Linked DNA regions of Homo sapiens: region 2 is linked to region 1. A link is a loop called in an ENCODE intact Hi-C map of the cell type or tissue named here. Cell type or tissue: dorsolateral prefrontal cortex. All regions are shown on one strand. Region 1 overlaps DLG2 (discs large MAGUK scaffold protein 2). Region 2 overlaps DLG2 (discs large MAGUK scaffold protein 2).

What was found. Hi-C counts contacts between places; a loop is a spot of excess contacts. Peaks named below come from ENCODE experiments on the same cell type or tissue, not always from the same donor. Only the 100,000 strongest peaks of a DNase experiment are listed, where the experiment ranks them.
Region 2: a loop joins it to region 1, with 2.3 times the contacts of the local background. A loop is called at or near these places in 3 of 110 quality-filtered maps.

The regions. Positions count from the first base shown.
Region 1 is chr11:84,087,089-84,092,088 of GRCh38, reverse strand. The region is part of intron 10 of DLG2 (discs large MAGUK scaffold protein 2); the gene reads left to right. Among named protein-coding and RNA genes, the nearest start is that of DLG2-AS2, 450 kb to the right of the region's middle. In dorsolateral prefrontal cortex, a CTCF peak has its summit at 708 (motif pointing left); DNase peaks (open chromatin) are centred at 1,938 and 2,218; H3K4me3 peaks cover 392 bases; H3K27ac peaks cover 5,000 bases.
Region 2 is chr11:83,968,456-83,973,455 of GRCh38, reverse strand. The region is part of intron 12 of DLG2 (discs large MAGUK scaffold protein 2); the gene reads left to right. Among named protein-coding and RNA genes, the nearest start is that of DLG2-AS2, 330 kb to the right of the region's middle. In dorsolateral prefrontal cortex, CTCF peaks have their summits at 1,912 and 2,120; no DNase peak of the experiment used is centred here; H3K4me3 peaks cover 1,721 bases; H3K27ac peaks cover 5,000 bases.

The DNA of each region.
Region 1 (5,000 bases):
TTTGACTTTGATTTAATCAAAATGGAGATTATCCTGATTCAGACTGACCCATGTAATGAGACTTTTAAAAACAGAGAGATTCTCTTACTGGCATGGATGAAGCAAACTTCCATGTTGTTAAAGAACCTATGGGGGGCTGTGTAGTAAGGACCTGAAGGCATCCTTTACGTACTAAGTAAGTCCCCAGGCTACAGCTAGCAAGATAGAAGACATCAGACATACAGTCACAAGGAATTGATTTCTGCAGATTGCTACATGAGCTTATAAGAGAACCCCAAGTTCCCAAAATGAATACAGTCCAGCTGACACATCAGTGCATGCAGCCTCGTGATACCAAAGTAGAGGACTCCTCTGAGTCACGTCTAGATTCCTGACCTGCTGAAATTCTGAGATAATAAGTATATGTTGTCTTAAACTGATTAATTTGTGGTAAATTGTCATGTAACAACAAGAAACTAATATAGACATATAAATTCTGGACCCTAAAATTCCCTTAAACTGGGCTGCAGAGTAGCTTGCTGTTGCAGGTCTCCGGTAATACTGTCACACCCAAAACTTCAGAAACACTGATCAGGCCTCATGATTGGACTTGGGACTTTCTAATACCTAAAGGCAAGAGGCCAAAGCACAATCAATCAAAAGCAAGAGGTGGACCCACGCCAGTAAAAGGGAGGAATCTAGTCCCTCGGGTGGAGGGACAGCAGAGATGGAGACTGAGACCTGTTTTCCCTCTACTGGCTGGAGATGTGAATCTGAGCTGGAGTGAGGGAGACAGCCAGAAACTGCAGGGAAAATGTGAGATGAGGGCTAAGTCAAGAGGCAAGGCAAGAAGAGCACATGGCGGTTTAGATGAATTTCTCTGAACAGTGACCATTTTCTGATAGAACTTCTTTTTAAATAGAACTTTTCGGGTATGTGTGTTTATGGCCGTGATATTTGTCCTTTGTGTAATAAATATAAAATAAAGAAGAGTAGACAAAGACTAAGCAAAACACAGCACTTTCATTTTTGCACTACACAAAGCTAATCACTAGTAACATTTTTGTACATGTCTTTCTGATATTTTTTGCCTTTTAAACTTAGTTTAGATCATACTCTATATGATATTTAATTTTTGTTTAACTTCGCTTAACCTTAGTTCAGAGACCTTTCCCTGTATCAGTAAAAAAGCCTTTGCAAATAATTTAATTGCTATAAAGTAGCATATTTAGCCATTCACATTGTTTGGAATTTATTTTCAGTTTATGAGCATTTTAAATATATGGACATCTTTTGGAAAACATTATTAACCTTGTACCTCATTATTTCCTTAGTATATATTTCTACTATAGAATTTCTGAACCTGATAGAATGAACATTTTAAAACCTTTTGATGCATGTTACCAAATTTCTTTCCAGAAATATTCTACCAAATTTTACTTTTACCAACAATGTTGGAGAGGTCCTACTTTGCAATATGTTGTCAGTGTTGCATGTGGTTTCACATATGTAATTTTGGCATACACGTATGTCCAAGGCAAACAATGGTATATTTCCCTGCTTTGCTTTGCATTTACTTGATTAAGAGTAAGATGAAACTTTTAAAAAATGTTACTCGTCATTTGTGTTTTGTCTTCTAGAGTAGTCATTAAAATTTGATAGCATTATCTATCTTTTTTTTTTTTTTTTTTTTTTGAGATGAAATCTCACTCTTGTCACCCAGGCTGGAGTGCAATGGTGCGATCTTGGCTCACTGCAACCTCCGCCTCCTGGGTTCAAGCGATTCTCCTGCCTCAGCCTCGTGAGTAGCTGGGATTACAGGCGCCTGCTACCACGCCCAGCTAATTTTTGCATTTTTAGTAGAGACGGGGTTTCACCATGTTGGCCAGGCTGGTCTTGAACTCCTGACCTCAGGCAATCTACCTGCCTCGGCCTCCCAAAGTGCTAGGATTACAGGCGTGAGCCACCGCGCCTGGCCAGCGTTACCTATCTTTAAGCAGTATTTGAAAAGAACATTAGGTTTTCTTTCAGAGCAAAATAGATATACATCCATGATATGAAGAATGATTTTTATTTCTTCACTTGTATTTGAATTATAAAAATGCCCTCTGTGTAGTTTGAAGTCCTAGAATTGCCAGGGACCAATATTGATATGTCATCATGGGGAAGAGCTATCACATGACAGCCTCCACTTGGCAATGCAGCAATGACATTTTACACAAGAGTGCGTTTATTAAAGGCATCCACAGCACAAAAGCACCATGTAGAAACAGGCAGAAAAGATGGCTGCTTGCCAATTTCCTGACAAGTGACACAATTTAATCTCTTAGCCTTCAGCATAATCATTTCTACTCCCAGACAAGATATAAAAAAAAAGAAGTTTTCTTTTCTTTAAATCCATTGCTTCATTTATTACTTCTGTGTCTGTTTACAGGTAAGGTTGTCTTTGTCCTCATAAAAACCAAGACAACATACATGTTTATTTCAAACAAGAATAATGATTATACTGAGGTTTGACTGTACTGACAAAGTTGAGAGGTCAAGGACGAATGTTTCAAGAATGCAGTTCTTGTGTATAAACAACAACGTTGTCCTTTGGCTGTCCTTTGTCAATTCATTTTTTTGCTTTTTCATTAATGTATATCCACTAACTCAGTGATGATTTTAAAATAAGAACACGATGAGAAAGACAGAAGGGGAGGGGAGGAAAAGGAAACACAGAGAGGGGAGGAAAAGAAGGAAGAAAAATGATTGGTAATCATCACGAGATGAAGGCTTAGAAATGGAAAAGATAAAGCTCAGCTTGGTTTTTTTGTTTGTTTTTTGTTTTCTGTGCAAATGAGAAGCACCAAACAGAGGAAAGGGAGTAACTTCCAGGCATCACAGTCTGACACTTATTCCCAAGACCCACTTACCAATTGTTTAAGAAAATGAAAGATTTCTAGGAAGTGGAAATAGCATAAGAGATTGCTAAATTCTTAGAGTACCTCTCCATACTGAACTGTCATGAGTTTGGGTGATTGCAAATAAAAAAACCCCACAAGTCACAACATCCAACCTGTCAATTTCCACTGTACCCCAACTGATTGTTGCACTAAATGACTATGATCATGGTAAATGTTTTATTCAAAGGCAGAGACTTCTAGTGCTTCCAAATCCAAGTAAACATTTATTTCATCATTGTTTTGGGGGTCAAAGCAGGATACAAGCCCAGCTGTTGCTCTGAACAGGAAGACCTTCATGAGAAGGGAGACTTTATTACCTAGTATAAATGATACCAGCGCTCTCTTTAGAAAGATGTATGATGCAAATCTCAATGGACTCATTCTTAAGGATTATTTTTTCCATCTCTCCCAACAAAAGTGAAAAGTATTGAAGGGTAACAACCCTCTCTTTTGATTTTCTCTGTCCATAATATCAGCCCTAATTGTATTTATAGAGTACTTGGACAAGAAGAAAATCACCTAGCAAGTGGTTCTGTGGTGACTGGCAATCGACAAGTCCCCAACAATTTAGTATTATGTTACACAAGAAAATTTCTATACAAGAAGAATAATTTCAGCTGCACATCTGGTAGAACATCAGGCACCCACAAGTAGTCTTTCGCAGCTGGAGTTTTCCTATTTCTGTCAACTGCCATATATTCCAATAAAGGAAATCCACCTATGAGTTGACCGAAATATTAATAACTTTGTGGCAAACATGACTCGTTGGATTTTTGTTTTTTTTTTTTTCTCTAGCAAATTCTATCAAGACTTCTGGATATATACCTGCATAAGAATGTAATTGGCTCCCATCTCACACTGTAGACAAATATTAATTAAATGGGATCATAGACCTACATGTAAGAACTAGAACTATAAAAGTCTTAGAAGAAAATGTAGGAGTAAATCTTTATGATCTTGGTTTAGGAAGTGGTTTCTTTATATGACACAAAAAGCATGAGCAACAAAGAAAAAATAGATAACTTGGAGTTCGTCAATTAAAAACTTTGTGCTTTCAAAGGACACTATCAAGAAGTTAAAAGATAACCCACATAATGAGAGAAAATACTTGCAAATAATATACCTGATAAACGACTTGTATCCGGAATGTGTAATAAAACTCCTACAACTCAACAATAAGAAGATAACCCAATTTAAAAATGATCAATCATTTCGTATTATTTTCTATTGCTGCTGTAACACATTACTACAAACTTAGTGACTTAAAATAATGCGAATTTATTATCCTATAGTTCTGGACGTCAGAAGTCCAAAATCAGACTCACTGAGATAAACTTGGAATGTTGACAGGGGAACCCCAGAGACTATATGGGATAATTTGTTTCTTTTCCTTTTCCCAACTTCAAAAGGCCATCTGAATCACTTGGCTCATAACCCTTTTCTCCATCCAACCTTTACTTCCATCATCCTATCTCTTCATTGACTATGACTCTACTAACTCTTCTTTATAAGGACTCCTGTGATTATATTGGACACCCCAGGATAATCCAAGAAAGTCACCTCATCTCAAGATCCTTAACTGAATTACATCTGAAAGGTCTTTTGTGCCATATAAAGTAACATATTCACAGGTTCCAGGCATTGGGACATAAATTTCTTGAGGTGAGGGGCATTATTCAGCCTACCACAAATTTGAATATATATTTATTCAAATAAGATATGCAAATGGCCAATGAGCACATAAAAAGATGTCCAGCATCATTATTCATTGGTGAACAGCAAATCAAAAGTACAGGGAGATACCACTTTATACCCACAAGAATGGCTATAATAAAAAAGATGGACAGTATAAGTGTTGGCAAGGATGTAGAGAATCAGAACCCTCAGCATGCCTGGTGGGATTGTAAAATGGTGCAGCTACTTTAGAAAACAGTCTGGCAGTCCATCTAACAGCTAAAAATAGAATTGCCACACGACCAGTCATTCTACTCCTAGCATATACCCAAGAGAACTGAAAACATATGTCTACACAAAAACTTGTACACTAAGGTTCATAGCACCATTATGCATAACAGC
Region 2 (5,000 bases), 120 kb after region 1:
TAAAACCTGGACAACTGTTTCTTGAACTCTCTTCTAATTTATCTCAAATGTAATAAGTTATAATACAATGTAATTGCTATGACATATTTTATTTAAGGGTTAGAACCTCCTATTGCACTCTTTTTTATTTTGCTTATACTCAGTGTAATAGCCCTCTTTATAGAATCTGCTCTGTAAGTATCATGTTGCTGTCATTTTAAAATTATCTTAATAGCACACTCCAAAGGTTGCCACTAATATATTTCTCTACTCTAAATTACATATATATTACTATGCTAATATATTGTTTACATTTTAAAACATATGAAAATGGAAATAGAAATATAAATATCCATGTGATTAATATTAATAGAAATGCAAATGTTTTTCTCTTGTACCCAGTGGATTGCCCTAGGGTTCATATCATACTGTCCATTTTGGTGACCTCTGCTAGAGAAGAAATTTGAGTAAATCAAAACAATCACTCTTGCTTGCTCTCTTTCTTTATATGGAGTAAAAGGTTAAGAAATGAATTAATGATTAATGAAGGAAGAATAGAATCACAATGATGGAGCTTTGACTGTGTACCTTATAAACTAATATGATCTGGTGCTAAGATTCTGTACCAGCTTTTCATCCTTATATCCTGTGCCTGGCACAGAGTGGGTATCCAATAAATGTGTATTGTTGCTTGAATGACCTTCATTCTTATTGCTTTACTCTCTGACTCAACACAAATGTAAAATAGAATGCAACACAAATGCTTCATTCTTTCTATAAAATAGGGAATTTTGATTGCTTTTCCTTTGGTGTTCTGCGATCATTTTTTTAAAACTTAGCTTAATACCTCAACACTTATTAAGTGCCAACTATTTATATTGCATCAGCTAGGGGAATAGAGATGAATATGATCTAATCAGTTGCCCTTGAGAAGATCATTCTTGGAGGTGGGAAGAGGCACTGTAGGAATAAGTGTTTCACAATATAGGGATTGATAATTTCTACATAAAGAGCCCTGAACAGCAGCAGGATCAACAAAGCATGATGTCTGATTATGGCTGTTTGATTTCTATTCGTATGCTACTTTATATCATACAGAGTCTTTTCAACTTCATGGTATTATTCTTTTCTCATAAACACAAATCTACAAATAAGTATAATTCCCATTTTACATGTAAGAAAATGAATTCTTAGTAAATATGTTAACTGACTTAAATTCGTGAAACTAGGAATTAAAACCAGATCTGATCTGATTCTATGTTCAAAATTATTCTCCCTGTATCAAGTTGCCTTCGTTTCTAGAAACAGCAAGGTTTAACATATGAATATTATTTCTAGTAAATTTAAGTCTATTCATTGGCCTTGAGAAATTAACTTTCTTTTTTCCCATTCCGATTTTCATTACTCATGAGATGCTGCTGTGTGTGTCTCATAATGACACCACTGTACTTAGCTTCTGTTCTTTCTTAAAGTTTTTGTTCTTGCTCATTTAGAGTTAATTTTGCTCTATGACATACATATTCATTTCTGAAAAGATGAAAAACAAGAAAATATTTATTATCCAAAGATAACCATTACTAACATGCCTTTTATTTATTAATAGTTATTATTTTGAATACATTTTATTATAATAGTTAATTTCAGAGTACTATGGAGATTTTAATCCTTGGTTTATGCATATTTATTTTCATAGCATTGGCATTACTACATTGGATTGGTCTGCTTTTTAATTTATCTTACAACCTAATGATCAGCCACTTTGTTTCCTGTTTAAAAGTTAACTTTAGAGTTTTCTTACCAATGATTCTAGAGTTCCACATTTCCTTGTACTATGCCTTAGGTAACCTTAATGTCTGTAATCACCTCCCAGTTCATCCCACCATACTGATATTCCTGCAAGAACATGGAAAGGTCAGTATCTTGCCATCTCTATATTGCTCATTCCTCTTTATTATATTCTCATGCCCCCACACCTCCCACCTTTGTATTATTACATTTATGTTTGCTTACACACATTTGAATTCCCACAAAACTTGCCATGTCTCCTTGCAAGTCTCCTGGCACCTCTTTCTTCAGCTGGTTTGCCTTCCTTTGTCTGCATCATGTTCAAATTCAGTGCTCCCTCTTCTGTTTGAGAGAATGAGTCATCTCACCTCCAGCCTCTCTTTCTTGGCCTCAGTCCTCTTTCCTATTAGCAAACACACAGCCAGGCTGCACATATGTCCCCGTCTGTGTGGTGCACCCCACAGAGAGCACTTCAATCAAATTCACATGATTTTTTTCCTTGAAACCAGGCCAGTTGCTCAGTGTTCACCATTATAGGCAGATATTTGATGCAAATGAGAAAAAAAAGAATAAAAAAGACAATGACAAACAATGACAAGAGCAACTAGCCAATCAGTGTAATGTCCCTTCTCATTGCATACAATCAGCTCCAGCTGTAGGCCCTTTATCTTGAGAGTTCATAGGATAATGCACACACATAATTAACCCAAACAAACTCACTTTTGTGGAAAACATTTTGAAGACTTCAGCACAAAAGAGCACTTTTTGGTCCAAATCCGGTACTATTCTGAATTTTTAAAAAGACCACACAGAAGCTTCATCAGCAGCACCCTAATTAAACTCATCAGTTCACAGATGTTTATAAGAAAATGATCAGCGAAAATTTTCACCAAGAAATCCTGCTTACAGATGATGACAATAGTATTAGTGATAAGAGCTAACATTAAGAACTGTATTGTGCCTGTCACTTTATATAGGCCAACACATTTTAATCAATAGCCTTTTGAAGCAGTAACTGCTATCATTCCTGTTTTGCAGATGTCAAAACTAAAGCTTACAAGGTTAAACAAGTCTCCCCAAATCACACAGCTAGGAAGCACCAGGGTCTAAGCTTCAGTATGCGTGACTCAAAAGCATGTGCTTTTAATCACTACATTCTGTTGCCAGTATCATAATACCACCTGTTCTGTGACTGAAATCTAAGTAAATTTTTCAATATTTCAGTCACCAAATAGAAACTGAGTGAACTACCACTATTTTAAACCACTATTATTATTCTCCCCAGTATCCTCTTTCCCCATTTCTCACCACTACCTTTCCCTCAACTTCTGCTTTATGGTCTAAAAATTTTCCTCGTGGTCTGAAGACTCTGTTAGCAAAGTCACTCTATGAAAATGTTGTTGAAGGTAATATTTTCTGGATCATTTCACTGCCCACCTTAAAAATGGCAAAAGGTGCAATTTAATAAGCACTGACCACATTTCTCTTTCACTGATAATCTAATGAGCTGTGTAGTTTCCATACTCTGAGGAGAGAGACAATGAGCCCTTGTCAGAAACAGAGCTTTGCTGTCACTTATAATCTAATCCAGTTAGTTTCTAGCCTTTGGTTTTTATTTTTAATTATTATTGACTTCTCATTCCCCCTGTGTTATGCCACCAGATACTGTTTCTCTTCTGTTCTCTCAGTATAGATGTTTTTGTGGGCCATAGTCACAGTATTAAAAGCTGCCTTAGGCAATCTTTTTTTTTTTTAGAGGAAACACCCACTTTCATATACATTTTAAACCATAGAACATCACATGTAAATATTCATTATCGGCCAGGTGTGGTGGCTCACGCCTGTAATCCCAGCACTTTGAGAGGCTGAGGTGGGTGAATCACCTGAGGTCAGGAGTTTGAGACCAGCCTGGCCAACATGGTGAAACCCTGTGTCTGCTAAAAATACAAAATTAGCTGGCAGTGGTGGCATATGCCTGTAATCCCAGCTACTCGGGAGGCTGAGGCAGGAGAATTGCTTGAACCCGGGAGGCAGAGGTTGCAGTGAGCCAAGATCACGCCATGGCACTCCAGCCTGGGCAACAAGAGCAAAACTCCATCTCAAAAAAATAAAAAGAATAAAAAATAAATCATTATCTAAGCACAAGTGGTAATGGCCCTAAAATAAATGATTAATCAAATGTATAAGAAGGTTTTGAAGAGACAGTGAGATCAGTGAGATATGTTAAGCTGCTTTCCATTTTACTTATTTATTTTTTGACTGGTCAGTGTATTAGGATGATGCAGTATACTATTACCACTGGATTAAGCAGGAAATATAATGATTCCTCAAGCTTTTATAATACTTTGGAATTTATTCTACTTTTATATGTAAACTCGGAAAGAAACCCTGTTCTCCTAAAGGGAGAAAGAACAGGTGATATGAGCCCTAGCTTTTAATGAATCAACATACAAATATAATCTCATTTTCATCTCGTAAGGAGGCTTGTGATCCAATTGATGGCTTTGACAATTGGAGGCAGTGTGACCTCTTTGTTGCAAGTTAATCTCTTTAAAAAACAGTTTTTCTCATCTGTAAAATTTGCCTGATTAATAGTATCTACTTCCTGGAGCTCTTCTCATGATAAGTTATATGATTCATGTCAAAATATGTGACATAGGACTCCTAAAATATATGGCATGCAAGTATTAAATAAATGTTAGTTATTATTATTATCGTGTTATTTCTGTATTATTAAGGGCTGCCATTATCAACTATGTTCTCCATACCTGAAGTTCCTCTACATTCTCCCTCTCTGCATGAGTCTATTCTTCTATCCATTCATTCCACAAACAATTGTGTATTATTAATGTGGGTTTCATGAAAGCAAGGACCTTGTCTATCTGGAAGAAGTAGTATAGCTGAGTGGTTAACAGCATGGTTTCTGGAGCCAAACTGTCTAGCTTTGAATTCTGCCTCTGACACTTACCAGATCAATGACTTGGGGCAAGTTTCTTAACCTCTTGGAGACACACTTTTCTCATCTGTAAAATAAGGTAATTATAATAGCTACCTCATAAGTTATCGTGAAAGTTTGATTGTGTTAATATATGTAAAATACTTTAAAATAGTGCCTGGCATGTAATATGGGCTATATGTGTTTACTATGATTATTGATTATCATTTTTATTATTTATCATATCTCTAATATCTGGCCCAGAGTCTGACACATAACAGGTATGCAGTAAACATTTGAT